Linked DNA regions of Homo sapiens: region 1 is linked to region 2. The links are chromatin loops, found by intact Hi-C in ENCODE. Cell type or tissue: CD14-positive monocyte. All regions are shown on one strand. Region 1 has its middle 80 kb from the start of MIR4499. Region 2 has its middle 4.7 kb from the start of GJB2.

Evidence for each region. Peaks named below come from ENCODE experiments on the same cell type or tissue, not always from the same donor. Only the 100,000 strongest peaks of a DNase experiment are listed, where the experiment ranks them.
Region 1: a loop joins it to region 2, with 2.1 times the contacts of the local background. A loop is called at or near these places in 4 of 110 quality-filtered maps.

Annotation. Positions count from the first base shown.
Region 1 is chr13:20,352,671-20,355,170 of GRCh38, reverse strand. No RefSeq gene overlaps it. Among named protein-coding and RNA genes, the nearest start is that of MIR4499, 80 kb to the left of the region's middle. In CD14-positive monocyte, a CTCF peak has its summit at 996; a DNase peak (open chromatin) is centred at 980; H3K27ac peaks cover 557 bases.
Region 2 is chr13:20,196,347-20,198,846 of GRCh38, reverse strand. No RefSeq gene overlaps it. Among named protein-coding and RNA genes, the nearest start is that of GJB2, 4.7 kb to the right of the region's middle. In CD14-positive monocyte, CTCF peaks have their summits at 1,103 and 1,306 (motif pointing left); a DNase peak (open chromatin) is centred at 1,316; H3K27me3 peaks cover 542 bases.

The DNA of each region.
Region 1 (2,500 bases), 160 kb before region 2:
AAGGTTTCTAAAGATTCTGGGAGCAACCACTGTGATGAAATTTTCATAGAAGAATAACATGAGCTCTACAACAAAGAGCTCAAAGAAGAGTCTAATAACAAGGGAGTGTTGACCACAATTCACTATTTACAACTTAGTTCAGCTGTGCTGGCTTGCCTATTTACTCAACAACTGTTTATTGAGAACCGACTTTGTTTTAGGCATTAAGGGTAAACCTGGGAAAAACAAGACAGACAAGGTGTCTGTTCTCATGGAGCTTATAAGAGGGAGACAGGAAACAAACCACAAAATGAGTTTGATACCTTTGGATGGTAATACCTACTGTGAAGAAAATGAAACATGAATCATGTGGAAAGATGGTCAGGGCAGGCCTCACTGGGAAGGTGATATTTGACGTGAGACCTGAATGACACAAACAGCCATCCCGCTGAAGGTCTAGGGCAAAGGTGTCAGCAAGTGCAAAGGCCCTGGGCATATTCTAGAAATAGAAGAGTTGATATGATGAGAACATAGAGAGGCAGGGAGAGAAGGAGTCTGGTAAAGTGAGGAGTTAGGATTGTGTTTCAAGGGTAACGTAAGCCATTAGAGGTTGTAAGCAGGGGAGTAACACACTCAGATTTAATTTTTTCAGGAACATTCTGCTAACTCTTCAGTTGTGGGGTGAGTTCACAAGTGTTATTTTATTATTATGCTTTGCAAACTATAAAATATAATGTATGTAATGTTAATAATATAGAATATTTTATAATTTAAAAGATCCTCTATCTTCTGTGTAGGGAATAGTTTATAGAGGTATAAGAGAGATGATATCTGCAGGAAAGGTCAGGTAGAGAAACTACGGAGGGCTTGGACTTGGATGGTAGCAATGGGGATGGAGAGAAACAGACAGGTTCACAAGGCATTTTGTAGATAAAATCATAGGACTTGCTGATGAGCTAGATGTGGAGAAATAATGAAAAAATGAGAAGAACCAAAGATGACTCATTTTTGGCTTGAGCAACCTAGTGGATGGTGAAAGTATTTACTGAGATGAGGAAGACTGAGGTAGAAGTAAATTAAGGATCATATTTGGAGGAAAAAAATAAGACTTCTTATTTTGACCATGTCAAGTCTGAGATCCCTATTATTCTTTCAAATAATAGGGTGCTGTGAAGTAGGAACCCGGATATAGAAGTCCTTACTCTTGGATGATATTTAAACTGAATGTGCAATACCAGGTTGACAATTATTTTCTCTCAGTTCATTGAAGCTATTTTTCTATAGCCTTCTGGCTTCTCTTGTTGCTTTTTAAGAAGTCAGTATAACTGTAATTTCTTTGTAGATTGTGCACATTTTTTCTGTGGCTGCTTTTTTTTTTTTTTTTTTTTTTTTTGAGATGGAGTTTAGCTCTTGTTGCCCAGGCTGGAGTGCAGTGGTGCGATCTCTGCTCACTGCTACCTCCACTTTCTGGTTTCAAGTGATTCTCCCGCCTCAGCCTCCCGAGTAGCTGGGATTACAGGTGCACACCACCACGTCCGGCTAATTTTTGTATTTTTAATAGAGATGGGGTTTCATCATGTTGGCCAGGCTGGTCTCAAACTCTTGACCTCATGACCTACCCACCTCAGCCTCCCAACGTGCTGGGATTACAGGGGTGTGCCACTGTGCAAGGCCCTATGGCTGCTTTTATGATCATGTGTGTCTCTTTGGTGTTCTGCAGTTTCACTGTGATGTGTCCAGTGTGGATTTATTTATTTTTATCCTACTTCAGACTTGTGACCTTGGAATCTGAGAATTTACATCTTTCCTCGCTTTTAGAAAATTCTCGTTTACTTGCTCTTTAAATATTCTTCTTTTCTGTTTTCTCCTTCTCAACATATGTGGGACCTTCTTATTCTACCCTCCATGTTTCTTAACCCCTCTTTCCTAATTTTTCTTCTTTTTATCTCTCAGTGCTAATTTTGAAGTAATTTCCTTTTATTTATCTTCCAGTTCAAAATTGGCTCTTCAACTGTACTAATCCATTGTTTAAATTCATTAAAGAGTTTTTCATCTTAATAATTATGTTTTTAATTTCTAGAAGTCCTAGTTGAGTATTTTTCAAATCTACTCTTTTTATTGGAGGTAGAGATTTAGTAATTTGTTTCAGTTTTATTTCCTTTCATTATACTCTTAATCATTTAAAATACATTTATTTTGAAGTCTTCTAGACTCTCAGGCCAAGAAAGCTTTGTCATCTTCCTTTGTGTATTCTTCTAGCCCTGCTTTTCACAGAGGATGCCATTCTTTGAACATTCTCAGGTTTGCCCACAAAAAGGTTCACCATTCTATCTTATTTGGGCCACTACCTCCTAGCCTGTCCTCATACAGATATGAAAACTGAAGGCCCCGATTACCAGAAACCAGGTGAGCAGTAAGAGTGTAAACTGCGAAGCCTTAGGGAAGGCCCAGGACCAGCCTGGGTACTCCAGCATTTAGAGGCCAGGCTCGGGGAGGAGAGGGAGTAAAGAGGCCAGGAAGC
Region 2 (2,500 bases):
CCTCTTATCCACTGTTTCATTTTTGTGGTTCCAGTTACCTGTAGTCAACCACAGTTGGAAAATATGATAGCATTTTGAGAGAGAGACTGCATCCAAAAACTTATATTACAATATATTGTTATACATTGTTATAAGTGTTGTTTTATTATTCTTTATTGTTAATCTCTTACCATTAAGCCTTATGGTAGGTTTGTATGTATAGGAAAAAACAGATTATATAGAGGGTTCAGTACCATCTGAGGTTTCAGGCATCACTGGGGGCTTGGAATGTACCCCTCATGGATAATGGGGAACTACCATAAATTGTAAGCAGAGGCTGTGTCTTTCTAAAGCCCAGCCACCTAATTACCTACATGCAATATCACGTAGCCTGTAAGAATAAGTGAATGTTTCCCATCAGATGGTGACTGAGATGACCAATACCATCTTCACCCATGAAAGCTATGTGTACTAGAGCCCCATATCACTAATAGCAATAGTCTAATACGCTAAATTCCCCGCCATCATTGATTCATTTCAAAGCCAATAAAGAGACAATATAAACCATTATGTTTACTGCCTCCTCTTTTCCAAAGCATAATTGTTCAATGCATACGTTTGGCATTAAAAGTCTCTATCTGGCTCTTTAAATATGTAACCCATTAAAATGACTGATCCCTGATTTCTGAGCATACTACATATCAAAGTATTATTCCTATCCTTTTTTAGACAAATAATTGTATTAAACTAGTAAAAGACCTAACTAAATGTTGCTATTGCTTCTCAGATCACAAAGAGGAGCCCTGGGACGTCCTTTTCCAAGCTGAAATGATGGTCCTAAGCAGCCCATCCACAAATAAATCTCACCAACCTGGGGTTTCTGGGATCAACGGACTGTGAACTTAAGGCACAGCAGAGCTGGGGCTGCTCTTAAGGCCCTGCTGTCTCTCCTCTTAGTAACAACACCATTTCACATGAAGTGACAGTGGTATCTTTTGTTGCCCTGGAAATGGAATACAACAATGGCTTTCCAACTTTTCTGTGGCAGAGACCTACAGACAGAAGTACATTTTACACTGGATCCAGGACACACATCAGTCTGAAAACACACACATGAACCAAACGTTTCCTAAAGCATTACTTATCCTTGCTAATAGCAACACATTCTCATATTCTTTTATACTTCATTTAATTTCATATAAAAAAGAAAAGGAAAGGAAAGAAATCTATTTCTCAGCCCATTAATAAGGTCAGGAGCAGCAACACCAGACTAGAAGAAAAGCTTACCTATAGATTTTTCTGCCACCTCTTGAGTGCGTCCAGCTTTCCGACAAGTCTCAGTGCCATCTACTGTGCGCTCTGGGTATTGCAATTGCTTTTTTTTTTTTTTTTTTTTTTTTTTTAGAATGAGACTAAGTCAGAGAACACAAAGAACTTCTTTCCCCACAGTGGAGATGGCTCTGAAAGCGTTTAAGGAATAGCTTAGATGAGTGGCTAACACATTCTCCCGGTTCTGAATTCTAAGACCACAGACTCCATGTCCAGTCCCCAAAGAGAGGCTTTGCAAGCTACAGAATACCCCTCTGACTGGGACCTCAGGAGCTAAACTGACCACGTAATTGGTTCTAGAAAGTGAAACGTTTTAATTTGAAACATCCAAATGAGCATTTTGTGAAAAGCTACTGCCGTCCATCAAATACAACACAGCCAGGGAGTCATCGCTCTATTGCCCTTGTCAATCCTACATCTATAGTTTTTTTTGCTACAGCAGTTCATGAGTGTTGACTCTATTCTAACTTGTTCCAGAAGCCCTTCAAGATGATAGATAGCACAATATTTTTGTAGCCAGAGCTAGAATGTAGAGCTCTTTTTGGCTTCCTTGTGAATGATCCAGAATTTCCATGTTGGCAAGCCACCATAATTTACAGAATTTACTTTTTATATTCAATAGAAGTAAAAAAAATTTACCTATTTAAGGAGTTATAGCTCTGGATTCATTTCTGACCAAAATGTGCTTTTTGACACAAATACAATTGGAAATGTCTTTGTAATTTATCCACAGTCTGCCTAGATAATCATAAAAGAACTGCATGGATATATTTGTGAGTAAGAGCACGTGTCCATTCAGCAAAACCAAGGAGATCAACTAATTCTACCATTGCCTTGAAACGGAGACACATCTAGCAGTTTGAATTTCCCCCAAAAGATTGTATGTGTGAAAATAAGAATAGAATGAGGAAAATTTAAAAGCCTATATAATAATTTCAGTCACAACTTGGCAATTAGAATTTTATGAGATGTCTTTAATTTGGAAGCAAAGAACAATTAAATTATTGAAGGCTGGAATTTTTTTTTAACTCTTTGAATGGAACAACAGATTTTCCCCAAAAGATTTGACTTTAACAATTTTCAGAAAACATAAGTCAGGGTGTGGTTCAATTACACAGAGAGAAATTGTAGTGAAATAGTGTTCCCTGTAATAATTACCCACAAAGGAGCACAGTGGAGCCACTCCTGCATT